Linked DNA regions of Homo sapiens: region 2 is linked to region 1. Evidence: chromatin loops called from intact Hi-C (ENCODE). Cell type or tissue: psoas muscle. All regions are shown on one strand. Links, peaks and the distances in the headings refer to the core of each region. The heading gives the core; the rest is flanking DNA. Region 1 overlaps FGF9 (fibroblast growth factor 9). Region 2 has its middle 89 kb from the start of FGF9.

Region 1 (8,341 bases), core at 101-8,100:
TGACTCTACAAGTTCACAACCCTGTATCAGTGCTATCACTATTCGATGCTCATGTACAGTAGACACTGCATGTGCGTGTTCATGACGGAGTGAATAATTGGGTCAACAAACATTTACCATGTGCCAACTGCACATAAATTGCCCTGCCTGGTCTTCAAGAAATAGAAAAATTATAAAGCCAAAGACTCTGACTCCAAAAAATTTCATCTAACAAAGAGACCAGCAGGAATTACAATTCTGGGCAAAATAATGTAAGTGCTACAAAGGGATACAAACGAGAAATGTTAGCACCTCCCCCATCTCTGCGCCATCCTCCAGTGTCACTTTTGCAGACTCCATGCTGTATGTTCCAACATCCTTACAATGTTAGTACCTGTACCAGCTACGTTTTTTAAAGAAAAGGTCAATTCCTTTTGTTAAATGCAAGCTTCTTGAAGGAGATTAATTTTTTCATGGCATTCTTTTTTAAGGAGGCATTTATTATGGTCAATTATTCTTGATGTTTTAAAGTATCTTGAAAGCCAAGCATGGGGGCTCACGCCTGTAATCCCAACACTTTGGAAGGGTGAGGCTGGCAGATCACTTGATGTCAGGAATTCAAGATCAGCCCGGTCAACATGGTGAAACCCCATCTCTACTAAAAACACAAAAATTAGCCAGGCTTGGTGGCACGCACTGTAATCCCCGCTACTCGGGAGGCTGAGGCAGGAGGATGCAGTGAGCTGAGATCATGCCACTATACTCCAGCCTGGGTGACAGAGTAAGACTCCATCAAAAAACTTCTTTAAGTATTTTTATAATACTCAAACAGTTTAGATTAAGACTCTAAAAGTAATTATCAGAGCCATGCCTCTAAACTTTCTGATAAGAACAAAAGTGACCAATGTTAATGAATACTCTAATCCCCTGGCCAAGTGTGTAATCTAACATCCTCTCGAAATTTCAACCTGGCAGCGTATTTTAATTGTGACATTTGAAGGGTCACGTGACCTAACCTGCCTGCCCTTCCTTTTCTGAGGCTCCTATTTATCCCTCAAGACCCATTTTAAATGCTACCGCTCAACCTCCCCAAGCAGTTATTTAAACACTCCTCTGGGATGCCAAAACATCTGTCCATTCCTCTACTATGGGAAATTTCACACTGCCCTGAATTATTTACAAGTATAGCTATCTGTTTCATTGCTTTGCACTCATCACAGTGCTGGATGAGTCAAAGCTATAAATAGGAAATAAATAAGCAAATGAATGAACGGATACATGGACAAATTATCACGTGAATACAATAATCAAACACCATCCCCAAGTTAAAATTATTCATATTCTCCTTCTAATCAAATCGTTATACTCATTAGCAATATAGTTTTTCTTATTTCCACATTCTAATAGGATATCAGAATCCTGTATATTTTTCTGAAGAAGTATTAACCCATTTACCTCTGACCTTTTAGATCTACTCTCAAGGTAAACCTGAAGACAAAAACAAGCAAACAAAAACTACATAGATGAAAAGAGAAAATTAATCCCAAAATAGGAAAATACGCTTTAAATGAATTTCACATTTACACATTTACTTTACGAAAGTGATTTCCCCAAATCTCCTATTTACCTTCTTTCGTAATGAGATCAGTTTCTAACCGTTTAGAAAAAAAAAATCTCCAATTTAGTTTACTGAGCTTCATGCAACTTCACACAGATAAAGATTCCTGGAGGCTCCAAATGTTAGTGTATTTAGTAACACAACCATTGCCCGTTTCTTTCCTTCTCTCAATCTCATCACAATGAAAATGAGATATTTTAGTCACTCCTCATTCTCACTGCCACACGAGGCATGATAACCACAAACCCAGTGGGAAATATGAGATTCCAGCCCCTGAGGAACAAGACTTTCACTCTCACCTTCCCCCTCACCTGCTGGAGGAACAGACCAAAGGGAAATAACCTGCTGCCCAGGAGCCTCCCTCCCAGCTCCTTACAAAAGAGACAAAAAGGTCTCACTGCACAAACATTTTGTGTGCACAGAGAACATCATGGGTCACACAGAGAAGACTTGAGAAAGAAGGCTGAGAAATTCAAACTACAGAATTCTTGGGATCCATCCAGACTGGGAAGAAACATTCCAGATGTCTAACTCGAGCTCTTCATCTTACAGAAGAGGAGAAAGAGGGCCTGGTGCCTACTTCGTAGCAGATACAGAATGAGAGTTAACCATGCCCTTGACACTACATTATCTTTCCTCCAGCTTCAGCCTCATTCCCCCTCAGGCCACACACACCAGAGACAACACAGGCACACACAGGCCAATTATGCATAGAAATGGAAGATGGTGATTCCTCCTTCAACTGGAGACCTAAGTACACAGCAGCCATACAAGCGAGATACTGTGAGGCCACATCTATGCATCCAATGCGGGACAAAAATAATCATAATTTTTAAATCAGTTCAACCCAATGAGCGTTCATCGAGCACCTACTATGTACAAGAGCCATAGCTGTGTGTTAGGAAACCAAAAAAAAAAAGAATGTGGTCCATGCCCTTTAGATACATTAGGGAACAGAGAAATACAATTGACCACACTGTAAACTGTACTGTGACTTATGTAATAATGGGAACAAAGTATTCCTAGGGCCCAAAGGAAAACATAAGAAATGCTAACTAGAATAAATAGGATTAGAACTGGGGGTGTAATGAAGGTTTTGCAGAAGAAGTAATATTTCCATTGAATTTAAATAAAGAGTCCTGCTTCTTCAGGTGGAGAAGGCAAGAGAAAGGCATCTGAGAGAGAAATTCACTTGGCCACAAGTATAAATCAGACTGCATGATGTGTTTGGAAAACAGCAAATAGACAGACTCGAGTTGCATAGGCAAAGAGGCACACAGGGTGCTCCTGGCAAAGCAGATCCAGGCAGCGGTTCATCCTAAGCATTGGGTGCCACATTAAAGAACGTGGGCTGTATCCTTCAAAAGCAAGAATTTGAAGGGATCTCTGTGCACAAGTGACACTCCTGTCTGGGTTTTGAAGGTACTTCTGCCATCAGTGTGGAGAATGGATTGGAGACAGAAGACTAGGAAGGCAAGGAAGCAGCTGAAGACGTTTCCGCAAGGAAAGCATAATACGGAAAAGTGTCTCTCACAGCCACCCTTCCTTGGAGCAGTTTCCAAGCCTGGGCACTCTTCACGAGAGAAGATGTGTGCTTCTCAAGCACACACGGAAGAAGAGCCATTTTACCCTTTCTTTCATTGCCCTTTGCCTGACTGGGACTCCATGACTGGACTGTCGGCAAGATGTGCAGCTGTATGGCAGTGGTGACAAGTCTATTCCTGCCCACGCACTGTGTGTGTGCTCAAAAAGCCCAAGGTGAGGCAGCCAGGAGTCACAGAAAACCTAAGAAGACAGCTGGGCTTCCCAGAAAAGGGGAAAGATGGTGCTCTCCAGCTGTCTACCTGGCTGCCGTGTCCCACAGTATTGTCACTGGCACTCCGTGGGTCTACACTCAATGTCCCTCTCATGCTGCCCCAGGCACTGTGCTAGGAACTGGGGTGTGCCAGGCAGGAAGGCATGAGTAAGAAACCATTTAAATCATCCAGAAGGAGAGATGAGACAGCCTGGGCAACAATCCTACCAGCAGCTTTGCTGAACACAAAATTAGACATGCTCTCCTTGTCAACCAATAAACCACAGGAGTCTGAATCATGCTGGTGATTTCATCTGAAAGACTGGTCAGCTCTCAACTGGGAAAAATTCAGAGGGGTGTGCAAGGTGATCCTTGGAGTGGGGAACAAATAGTAGGGCCCTATTTAGGTTTCCTCATTCATTCTATTCTTTAAAATTGTTTACTTTGCTGTATCTCTTATAAAATAACATATATAAACTATACTTTGAGATAAACAATTTTAAAATAATTTAATATTTGAGATGCATACTCAAATTAAGTATATTTATTTGAAATGCATATGTTGAGATGCATATTCAAAAAAAATTTTTTTGGTGGGGATACGTGATCAAAAAATTTGGAGGCCACTGTGATAAAGTTCCATCTACACACTAAAAGTCAGAACTTCTCTTCTACACACACAAAAAAAGCATTTTATTGAGTTCAACTGTGACCCACTCAAACCCACATTACATACCTAAAAGCAAAAAAAAAAAAAAAAACTGAAGTTGTGACAAAAAAGATCATTTTCTATTTTTTTAATGTAAGTTTCCTTTATCTTGTATCTTATCTTTTTTCACACTTAAAGGTATTCACAAAAATTGTGTAGGGAGTTAATAATTTTGCCTAAACCATCCACTGTGTTTAAAAAGCTAAAGTCAATCCTATACTTACAAATACATTTTAGCATTTTATATATATGTATGTGTGTATCTATATATACATATTTTTACAAGCCTAATGGTAGAAAATTATATCTAGAAAAAGTTTTGCCCTTCATTTCTGTGTATTGAGAACTCCAAATCTTTCCTCATTCTAAGCTTCTTTTCATTTTCAACTTTTTGTAAACTAAAGTTCTCATATTTCAGAAAACATGGATTAAATTCTCATTTGACCACCAGTAATTGCAACGATAAGTTACTTTGGGAGACCAAGGCAAGAGGATCACTTGAGGCCAGGAGTTCAAGACCAGCCTGAGCAACATAGCGTGACCTTGTCTCTACAAAAAAAAAAAATTTTCGTTAACTACGTGTGGTGATGCACACCCATAGTCCCAGCTACACAGGAGGCTGAGGCAGGAGGATCTTCTGAGCCCATGAGTTCCAGGCTGCAGTGAGCAATGATTACACCACTGCACTCTAGCCTGGGCAACAGCAATACCCTATCTCAAAAAAAAAAAAAAGAAAGAAAAGAAAAGAAAGAGAGAAAGAAACGCTACAGATTAATTTCATTACAAGTTTGAAAGTTGAAAACCCAAGTTAGTATATATTATTCATACTTATACATTCAGCAAAAATGTATTAAGTCCCTGCTGCGTACCACACACTGTGTTTTAGGTACTGCATTAATAGGAGTAAAGTGATACCATGATGGAAAGTTAGTCCCCGCCACAGAGTGGAAGAGTAGACTTTGTCTCATTCACACCTCAGCACCTATAACAGTGCCTGTCTGGCACCTGGCAGAGCACAATAAATACTTCTTCACTGTCTCCCATGAGGACCTTACAACCTAGTGGGGATGTGGAGTGGGAAAAAAAGAAATTCATAACATTTGCAAATAATTACAATATCGTAATATTCTTATTCACGTACAAAAATATCTGACAACAATTTCCATCTCCCTTCTTCTCTGCATAATGAAAATCTTGGATGTAGCTCAGAGAGAGTTTAGATTCACTGCATGGTCTATTTCTAGTTTTAATTACAATGCTTGGCAAAGCTTAGGAGGAGATCATTTCAATTCATTTCAAAAATAACTCTCATTCAATACAAAGAGATGGGATTTTTCACACTTGTAAATTTTTTTATTTACTTGATAATTAAGATGGTTTGGCATATAAATAAAGCATTTTCTTAGCAACTTTGGTCTAGTGAAGGTGCAGAGCTGTTTATCTATTAATAAAAATAAAATGGCTTTCCTCAAAAAGTAAAAACTTACACTCGCCTTCCAAACAGACTCAGTTGCATTTCTGGCCCTTTTTAATCCAGAGAAAAGACAGCTGTTCAAATCAAACATGGAGATAAAGCTGGATGAAGTCCCTCCAGTACTTACTGATCCATACAGCTCCCCCTTCTCATTCATCCCGAGGTAGAGTCCACTGTCCACGCCTCGAATGCTGACCAGGCCCACTGCTATACTGATAAATTCCAGAATGCCTGTAGACAAAGGGTAGAAGGCAGAGGACAGATCAGATCACAGAGCATGTCCTTAGAGTCCCAGCATCCCTGGGGTTTTGGAGAGGACACTAAGCCCAGCTCCCCACTTGGATAACCCCACGCTAGTTAAAGAAGTGTCTTCTCTTTGAAAATCACTGTGTAAAAGAATTGATTTTCAACTAAATTCTATCTTATCATAATGACACAAAAATACTTACCAACATGACTTACACAAAAAACAAAACATTTTAAAAATTAAAAAGTTAGTATCTACATAGATATGCTAAGAAGTAATAGGACAGAAAAACCAGTGTGTACATAATCTAATTAACTTCAAAGAGTAGAATTTAAGACAAAGACAACCTACATCCACTTTGTAAACATGAAGTTAAGCATCTGTCTGTGATTCTCTTATTTTGAGAGACATAAGACCATTCGCTAAACAGAATACTTTTTTAGAAAAGACAACCTATTTCCACTTTATAAACATGAAGTTAAGTATCTGTGTGTGAGTATCTTGCTTTTGGACTTCCCAGCCTTTAGAACTGGGAGAAATAAATACCTGTTTAAGTAGCAAAAAAAAAAAAAAGTATTCTGTTTAGAGAATAGTCTCTCAAAATAAGAGAATGAAGTGCTAACTAAAGCCTTGATTGGTTTATACAGAAAATTATCCAGCTCTCTATTGTGTTAACTTTTTTTAACTCTATCTAGAAAACTAAAACTGCCCACATACATCCCAATTATTTTTGCTTAAACAAAGTATTGGTTTTTGCTATACTTATCTAAACCTCAAAGAGATAGTTAAGCAATTAAAATAATAATATTCTGAAGAGATAAATACTGCTCTTGATTTAAAGTAGGCATGGAATGCTGTATTCCAAAATCAAATCGACACAATGATCTTATTTTACTTCCTTCTTTCCCCTTGCTTACCTCACTAAGAATAACACCTAAGCTGGGCATAAATCCAGAATTTTATGGCCACACAACAGCAGTTTCAATTTCTGTAACTACAGTGTGGTTATAAGATGATTAGCCCACAGTATATTTAGGACACTGCTAATTTTTTTTTTTTTTTTTTTTTTGAGATGGAGTCTTACTCTGTTGCCCAGGCTGGAGTGTAGTGGTGCGATCTTGGCTCACTGCAAGCTCCGCCTCCCGGATTCACACCATTCTCCTGCCTCAGCCTCCTGAGTAGCTGGGACTTCAGGCTGGGACAGCCACCACGCTGGGCTAAATTTTTTTTTTTTTTTTTTTTTGTATTTTTAGTAGAGACGGGGTTTCACTGTGTTAGCCAGGATGGTCTCAATCTCCTGACCTCGTGATCGACCCGCCTCGGCTTCCCAAAGTGCTGGGATTACAGGCGTGAGCTACCGCGCCTGTCTGGACACTGCTAATATTATTTGTACTCAGCCATTTTTTCCTTTTTATTGTAAATTAAAGTGCTACATTTTATGTAGACCTTACATTAATGCATATCAAATATTGAGTTCTTGTTTTAAAAATACTTTCAAATATTAAAAATTTTACTTACATTTAAGAGTTCAGAAAAAAACTTAGGGTAACAATGTGCTATAGTCAGTCTCATGTGACTAATAAAAAAGCACTTACATGAATTTTTCAACAATTAATTCTGCAACTCTCACAAAATACACTGGTACTGCAATCAAAAGAAGACATGAACAGCATAAATCTAATAAAGGATTAACTCAAGAGGAAACTATTTCAAGGTGATGTAAAAAAGAAGAGCTATTTCTTCTAAAGGGGCATTCCTAATTCTTTTATAAGGACAAAATGTAACAAATTTATCTTGTGCTTAATGTAATTATTTTAATAGGATGTTAAACAGTATATCAAAAAAAGTGAAATTACAAATTGTGTTTTGAATCTGATAATCTATGACTCTATGATGGAGAATACATGCAAAAGAAGCCAGTTTATTACTAGCCTTCCCTACTTCAAAAGCAAATGGGAATATAAATAAGGCAATATTTCCATGAGATTCATTTTTCATGAGATGCACTCCCTTTTTGATGCATTTTATTTCATTGTACTATTCTTCTGAGTCAAAATAACTAAAATTGTGGCATTTTATTATTATTAGCAGTCACATGTATGTGAATATCTTCTTAGTAACCTGAAAGCACACCAAAATGTGGGTCATACATACCCTGAAATTAATGTAATGAGTTAATTAATGTTCAATTTTCGTCGTAAGATGAAATGCAGGAAACATTTGGCCCCTTTTGAGGTCTGAATGATTTAATTTACCAGGTCAATAAGGAAAGGTTTAATCATAAAACTAAAAAATATTTGCAGCTTCTAAGGGAGCATGTGATGATCTTTCTGCTTTCCCTGCACACGGAGTAGCTGAGGACTAATAATGAATATTAGCCAGTGTTGCCCATCAGGTCCAACAAAGAATAAGGTGCATGTGATTTCACAAAACCTTTTCACTGGCTGGTCTGCAGAACATCAAGAAAAAAAAATAACAGCAGCAGCAATGATAATTGTAATAGTAAAAATTCTTGAGCA
Region 2 (8,341 bases), core at 301-8,300, 77 kb before region 1:
TTTCAGGCCAGCTTCAAAGTTGGAAGTGTTAGGATTAATCTACATTTCAACAGCTAGGGGGCATGGATTTAAAAAAATATTTATTCTAACAGTAATTTTGCCAAGCATTGTAAAAGTTATGCTTATTTATCTCCTTTCACTTTAATTTTTAATCTCCTAATTTAAGGCAGTAAATGGAGCTTCAGAGAGGATTCAATGGGAAATGGTTTCAATAAGATCCCTTCTCAGATATCCTAATTAAGTAGAAATTAATTAAATAGAAACTAAAACAAATATTTTCAACTTAATATAAGACATTATCTTTATTATATACATAAAAATATTTTCTGGCCGGGCGCAGTGGCTCATGCCTGTAATCCCAGCACTTTGGGAGGCCGAGGCGGGCGGATCACGAGGTCAGGAGGTGAAACCCCGTCTCTACTAAAAATACAAAAAAATTAGCCGGGGCCGGGCGCAGTGGCTCACGCCTGTAATCCTAGCACTTTGGGAGGCCGAGGCAGGTGGATCACGAGGTCAGGAGATCGAGACCATCCCGGCTAACATAGTGAAACCCCGTCTCTATTAAAATACAAAAAATTAGCCAGGCGTGGTGGTGGGCGCCTGTAGTCCCAGCTACTGGGGAGGCTGAGGCAGGAGAATGGCGTGAACCCGGGAGACGGAGCTTGCAGTGAGCGAGATCGCGCCACTGCACTCCAGCCTGGGTGACAGAGCAAGACTCCGTCTAAAAAAAAAAAAAAAAAAAAAAAAATTAGCAGGGTGTAGTGGTGGGCGCCTGCAGTCCCAGCTACTTGGGAGGCTGAGGCGGGAGAATGGCGTGAACCCGGGAGTCGGAGCTTGCAGTGAGCCGAGATAGTGCCACTGCACTCCAGCCTAGGCGAAAGAACAAGACCCTGTCTCAAAAAAAAAAAAAAAAAAAAAAAAAATTCTACCAGTATGTTAGTAGTTTTTATTCACTGAAGGATGAGATTATTTTCATGATCTCATAATCATGACCTTGTAATAAAGATACACTAAGCATTTGAGAAGTGAGGCAATTAATAGGAGTTGACTTTAATCATAATTGTACTAAACTAATCAGATACCCTCTACTAGATTCAGTAATGAACACAATTCCTCCACTCAGATGGAATGGTTGCATGCTGTACATGCACGTCAGCAAATATTTATGGAGTGCCTGCTATCTGTAGCCTTATAAACCCTGTATAAGGTGGTAGGTTCATTGGCATGTTAATGTTGAACAACACTTTTATACAGCACTCATTGCTAGTGGCCAGGGGACATGCCACCTTCTCCAATTACCACGGCAAGTAATGACTTCCCCCTTGGGACACCCCGCACTTTCACCCAACACGTATGTGGCACTGACCTTTTCCTGCTTTGCATGACAATGAAGAGTGGTCTGCCTCTTCTCTCCTTGCTAGATTATGAGCATCTGGTACCTTTCTTTTTTTTTCATACAGAGTCTAGAACTTCACCTTAATAAAAATTTGGTTAACTAATGAACTAATTAATTGATTTTTGAGGTAATCATTTGGAAAGCTAGGCCAAGTAATTCAAAATAGCAAGTGCTAATATCTCCATTAATCATCCCACTATCTCTTGAGGTCAAACTACCTCACTTTCTCTACCCTCCTAAACACACGATATACACACACTCCCAACCTTACCACTGACACCAATAACATTTTTAAAATGTGTATCAGAGCAAAGTGACTGCGACTGGGTGATCGTTTCGGCAGCGACTGTCATAGTGGTAGATGCGCTCCATGCATTTAGCACAGGCCCAGGCAACGCTGAGAACACAAAGCCTATTCTTAGTATCAATTGGCTTCTGCCTTCACCGCTCCCCTCCACACCTGCCAAGTGACCTGGCCTAAGTTACTCATCATTTCATTTTAGATTGACAGATGAAGAAATTATGCCCCAGTTTAACCTGAGATACTTGGGATAACCTGAGCTCCTACAGATAAAGCACCTGGCCATGGTGAACACATCATTAAGTGATGACTTTTGTTACATTTTCAGTCTCAACTTTTGTGACCTACTCCCACATATCCCATAATCAGAACCCAGATGAAGCTTCCATCTACTTAAAGTCCTTAAACGTAACTCCGACCAAGCCCTTTTGCCAGAGTGCCCGTCAACTCGATGTATTAAAATATATTCATCAGATCAACAAACACTTACTGAGCACTTACTGTGTGGCAGGCACTGTGCTAGGCGCTGAGCAAACAATGCTAATGAGATCCACACAGTGCCTGCTGTGGCTCTGCCCAAGCCTCAGAGCCCAGGAACCCAAGAGCCTCTGGAGCTCCTAGGCTAGAAAAGGTTACAGACTGTCAACCTTAAAAAAGACACTAGAGAAAATTATCTGTAGGTATGTTGAATTTACTCAGGAATGGAAGTAAGGATTATAATCCGGAATGCATGGAATGGCAAGCTACCAGTGCATTCAGTGAGGAAAGGGTGAGGGGGGCTTTTATTAGCAAACCGAGATTGACATGAACTTCTTAGAAACAGAGTTTGTTGATTCCAGAGGTTCAAAGTCAGAGTTGCTTTCAGTTCATTGGTGGAGATGCCATCAGTGGGCAAGTGTTCTTCCAAGAACATCTTATCTGAATTACTGTAGTCCTAAACAATATCTCGTGATAAACCTTATCAGAACAGGGGATGCATAAAGGACATGAAAGGATTTTAGAAAGTCCTCGGAAGCAGTTCTCATCTCAGACATGTCAGCCCGAGCCTCCTCTCCTATGGGCCTTTCTGGCCCTCTTCTGTCCGGGTATGGCAAAAGCGATTTCATTTTGGTATCTGCAACTTTCACAGGACAAAAGACCCTGCAGTGTGAAGAGTGCAGTAAGAGGCTGTTGTTGGAGGGCCCAGGAAAGGACCTGGAGGAAGAGCTATAGGTGCCAAAGGATGGGTGGGAATCAGACAGTTACAAAGTGGAAAGTCTACTCCCAGAAGATGGAATAGCATATGCAAAGGCCCAAAGCATAGGCAGATGACTGTGTGTGGGAATTCATAGACATGTGGAATACATGATGGAAAGTGGCTAGAGAGGGAAGGGAGCAGAAAGCACAGCCATATGGTAAGCAGTCTTGTAAATTTCATGAAGGTGTTTGAGCCTGGGGATACCTACCATTCAGGGTGGTGAAACAGGGGCATGAGGAACACGATCAGATCGGAACCATCCCTCGGGCCACAAGCGGAGAATGGGTGTTTGAGATGAGCAGAGCAGGGCAGGAGGATTAGATGGCTACCGCAATGAGCCAGGCAGGAGCAAAGGGCGGCTCCAAGGCATAGTGGCAGTGGGAGGGAGAGTGGCCATAGATGGAAATGACAGATACTAAGGAGGAAAAATCGTGGGTTTTTGCATATAAGAAGATGTTAAGGATAACTCCCAGATTTCTGACTTGAGAAACTGGATGAATTTTTTTAGATGGAGATAACAAGAAAAAGAGCGAATTTGGTGGAAAAGTTCACAAGTTCTGTTTTGGACCTGGTGATGCGGAGGTGCCGGTAGGACGCTCGAGTGTACATAAGTGCTAGATCTCTGAGAGGGTCAGTCTAGCACTTGGAAGCCAGGCCTGGGTGAAGGATTACGTTTGGTGTGCTAGCGCATCGCTAGTACCAGGCTCGTGGCATGAAGAAGGGCACAGGGAAGGCACAAGAAGTGAGGAGAGGGCCCCAGCCAGGGTCTGTGGTGTGTTAATGAAAAGATGGTTGGGTTCCATCTTAAGTGTGCACCTGGGACATTATCAAAACAGGAACAAAAAGAAAAGCTTGGGAAAGAATTTCATGTTTTCTATTTCAAAAAATACAAGAAGTGATTTTCCCTTGTGGGGAAAGCCTGCACATGGTTAAGCCATCATTATGTTCATTTTAGAACTAAGTTGAATTTTATTTTCTTATGGCCGAGGAAGGAGAAGAGCAGCTAATGCTGTCCACAGTTAAGGCTCCTGGAGGTCCCAGTCCAATCCTGATGTAAATATCACCATGGGCTCAAACCTTCAGATGAGGTGAGCTTGTGGGGGTGCAGTGCTGGGATCTCAGGTCAGAGACAGGCTGTGGTACAGGGAGGGTTAAGAAGGGCCCCTCACCCTGGCCTTCAGGATCCTGCAGGTGATGTCTATTTGGTGAACTCATTAATTCATGGTATGTGGCCTGTGTGCTAATATGTTAATACATTCCTCTTTTAAGTTGACTTTTTGCATTTTAAAGGAGAGGCCTTGGAGTCCAAACCCAAACTGAAGTGTAGAAATCTCTCCATCTAAAATTCAGATTCAGAGGTAAATCTTTGAGGAGAGAGGCCTATTTCTCTGTCAGGGGGCTGCCTTTCTGGCAACTTCTGAATCACACTACTTAGGTGGCCCAGCTCCTCCGCCTGCTCGTGTGGAAACAGCCCTGGGGTGCTCATCGCTTCTCAGCTCTCTCTACAGCCAAGGCCCGGATGGTGTTCAAACCTCACCCCACCACTGAGTCCCAAAACCACGTCTGGCTCTTGAGATTCCAGCCATTTATAAAACTTCCGAAACCTCAAAGTTGGCCAATTTCCATGTAAATTTAAGATTTGTACTCAAGGAACAGCCCCCTGTTGCTGAAGTCCTGGTGTTGGCAGGAGAATGCCCCCAGACCCGACAGCCACCCTCCCATAACCGTGTTCTCACGGGGACCCTTGTAAACACTCTGTCCTCCACACGTGTAAATATTCTCAAGGTGTCTTAAAGAAACTGAACCACTTCCAGTTCAGTGCATTATTAATAGCTGTTGATGATTTTCTCCCAAGTTCTCATGTACAAAGAGGGAGGTGCGGTGGAGAATTCTGTTTACTTGCATAGCGAGAGTTACTGCTTAACCAAGCCGTGCTCAGCATGTTTGATAAGAGACCAGAAAGTAAGAAATGGTATTTTTTTTCTTTGGGAGTTAGCAATTAACTTATGAAAAGCATGGAGATGGGCCAGACTGATTCGACAAAGGTTCTAGAAGGTAGTATTCACCTGATACTCACCCCATGTCAGCAGCTTGCTGTGTTTTAAACACAAAGACAGAGGAAAACTTACTGAAATAATTTCAGGATGGGCTGCAGATCGACTCAAGTAAAACCAGTTCAGTTGTTGGAATGAAAGAGCATGTGAAAACCCAGAGTAAACCAGCAATAATTCCCTCACTGTGCTCAGCACACCGAAAGGCCGCCTTCTTTTTCTGCATTAACAACTGCTGCTTGACCAAACTTAAGCCAGGCTCCCGAACCCAGACCAGCAAAGTCCATCTGTGCACTTCCTTGCAGAAGGCAGTTTTAGCAAGAACCCTACTAAGGCAGTTTAGCCAAAACCTCTTGCCCTCAATACCTAATCAGGTTCCTCAACCCTCACCATCTCCCAGGTGATGTCTGGTCACCTGGCCTGTCTTCAGCAATAATCCTGTGAGGTCAGTTTAGCCAGATACCCCTCACTCCTGAAGGTTCCTCTTCGTGATTTTCCATCCACCAAACCCACCCTGCTCCTTAGCTATGAATCCCCACTTGCCCATGCGGTATTCAGAGTGGAGCCCAGTTTTACACAGAGGTCTCTTTTTCTGTATTGCAGCAATGCTGAATAAACTGTGTTTACCCCGTTAACTGCTGTCCGGCTCTGCTCTTGCCTTGGCACTCCCCACTGTTGCACGTGGAGGTCTACAGAGAAATTCACAATAAACCGAGGCACGACCTGCTACCAAAGGAAGATGGGGGGAGGAAGGCCCACTCTGGCTGTTCCAACCTTTATTTGTTCTTCCTATGAGAAACCGGGGAACTCAGTGCAAGGACATTCTCTTTAAAGTTTCCCTCTGGGGATGTACAAGGAAACAGTTTCCTGGCATTTTTCTTCTAAGCTACTTTGGAGGTTTGAACTTTAGGTACTATGATGTCAGGTGACATAATACCCGAAAGAGCAATAGACAGCGAGATAGATGGTTATAACCACACCTCTCAAAGGTCTACACATCCACTCACTACCAAGTACATCCTGTGGAAAATGCCAAGAATACATTTTAAGAAACAAAGCCAATGGCCAATTGTGCAAAATGTGTTCCCTGGCGCTTGCTGGCACTAAGTTGGCATGCTTTGGGGGGGGGGTCTGTCTTCAGGGGGCTATGAACTGTTCTTGGCCTGCAGCATTGCAAGCTGGACTCTGTTTCAAATACTCCTTGTATATTTTTCTTTCCTCCTAGGTTTAAAATTGCTTTTTAAAATCTGTATGTTATCAGAGGGGGTTGTGAACTCTTAAAATGTCACCATCATCTCTCGATCTATTTTCTCTACATTAAGTGCTAGACCTTAATACATAACATATTCATTGAGAAAACCGCTCCATCAACCTGCTTATGGGCCTCTGTTACAGCATTTGTATTCCTCTGTTTATCTAGGTGTGTTTCTTTGTTTCCACGTTTGTAAAAAGAAGGAAGTTTTTAAAGGGAGTTTTAGCAACTTGGTGTGAAGTCTGGGAAAGTCCCCCACTCCAACCTAGAATATTATCAATGTGCTATGGATAAGAATTCATAAATCCATAAAAAGCCAGATGAAGAAAGAATTGTGATGTCAATGTACAACCCAGCTCTGCTGATCTGATTGCTAAGACTGCTAAGCACCTATTACCTAGGTCACTTCCTTATGTGTGTCATCATCCTCTCTCTCCTCCTTCTCCCACTTCTCCTCCTTCTCTCCAGTGTGATCTGAGTAGAAACTACGATATTTGAGAATATGAAGAAGACATATTTGTGGAATTTATTTTGAAAATTCAACCAGCCAGTCTTCTATATGAAGGACACACACACACTTCAACTTCCAGGCTCAGCAGCCCCCAAGTTTCTCTAAGCTTCTCTGTCCAGGGATATTCACCAGCACACTCAGGCTGGCACTGACTCCTATGGTTTCCAAGGTCCCAATCCACTGTGTCATTCCCAGCTGCACTCACCCTGGCTCAAGACAGTGCCTTCTGCCTTGGGCCACAGGTCTAAGTTGATTTCCAGTGCTAAAGCCTGGCTTGCATTTTTCTATCAAATATATCATTCTTGTCTCTTTTTTTCTGAGTTTTTGGGTTACATAGTCACATCTACAATTTTCGTCAACTTCCTGTCCATCAGTGTCCCCTCTGTGGCTTCCTCAATATAAATGGGTACATAAATGCACAATGCACTCATAAATACAACCTGGGCTTCCCAGGCCAGCCCAGCCCAGCCCACAGGCAAGTCTTGGGTCTCTGGATGGTCAGACACAGACATTCTCAAACTTTGCCCACACTCACCATCCCAGGACCCCCAATTTCTCTTCCAATCTGTCCCCTTTCAAAAAGTGTCAATTCCTCCTCATGACCCCGCGGTATCTGTCCTTTCCATGACATCTGCTGAGGGCTGTGGAGCCCACAGAGCAGCCGGTGCCATGGGAGCTAGGAAGACACTGCCCTGCTGGGGCACTGCAAGCATAATAGATTAGCTGCCTGATGCACACAGCAAGTCAGTGTGCCAAGACACCAGTTCGCAGCAAAAAACAGGTTTAATCGTAGGGTCAATGAACAAGGTGATGAGAAGGAACCTCAAATCCTTCTCCCTGAGGAATTTGGGGTTAGGGTTTTTATGGGTTTTGAATGGGGCCAAAGTGTGGAGATTCTTGACTGGTGGAAGAGTGCAGGGTGAAGTCAGGGGGCAGGGAGAGAGGAAGGCGTTTTATCCTCATGCTGATCCTATTCCTCCGTGGAGGTCCTCAAATTGGTTTCTGGAATTTGAGGTCTGAAAAACCTCTTAAGCGATCCTTAAACAAAAGCCTTATGATTCCAACGTCAGAGCTGCTGTCTGAAGGAACAATGGGAACACAAACGCTCAGACTTGTGGACACAAGGAAGTGGGCCACGGTGCAGCCTGGCTCATGCTGAATTATAACTCTATTTCCACCCAGACAGAACCCAGCATGCAGTTCCTGTCAACCCTGCAGAGGTGGTTTCAGCACCACAGACCTCACCATGGGGGAGATGGGCCTGCTGTGTGTACAAAAGCTGTCCCTTGTGAGGGCAGTGAAGTCCCCTTCAAGGGGTCACCCTCCAAGGCTACCGAGCTGCTGGGATCCATCATCTCTTATGTCAGGAGAAGCCACCAGACCTGCTGGCAGGGAATAAAGGCATACTCTGCTCCCTGCCCCCCCACCCCAGACACCTGGTGCACACTAGGAATAACACACCCCTGCATGGATGTGAAGTCAGCTTCCCTTTCACAGCAGCACACATGCTTTCCACATGTCCTCTGGAAAACAGCTCCCAACAGACCCACCACAGCCCCCGCAGGCCAGCCCAGCCACACCTGAGTCCCTGAG

Evidence for each region. A loop is a pair of places that touch in the nucleus more often than their neighbours do. Peaks named below come from ENCODE experiments on the same cell type or tissue, not always from the same donor. Only the 100,000 strongest peaks of a DNase experiment are listed, where the experiment ranks them.
Region 2: it touches region 1 in a loop (6-fold over the local background); 5 of 110 quality-filtered maps call a loop at or near these places.

Annotation. Positions count from the first base shown.
Region 1 is chr13:21,678,507-21,686,847 of GRCh38, reverse strand. It overlaps FGF9 (fibroblast growth factor 9), which reads right to left. Exons shown (of 3, transcript NM_002010.3): 2 at 5,703-5,806. Among named protein-coding and RNA genes, the nearest start is that of FGF9, 12 kb to the right of the region's middle. In psoas muscle, for the core only: no CTCF peak of the experiment used is centred there; a DNase peak (open chromatin) is centred at 3,535; H3K4me3 peaks cover 378 bases; H3K27ac peaks cover 1,392 bases.
Region 2 is chr13:21,756,203-21,764,543 of GRCh38, reverse strand. No RefSeq gene overlaps it. Among named protein-coding and RNA genes, the nearest start is that of FGF9, 89 kb to the right of the region's middle. RefSeq lists an enhancer at 7,692-8,341. In psoas muscle, for the core only: no CTCF peak of the experiment used is centred there; no DNase peak of the experiment used is centred there; H3K27ac peaks cover 247 bases.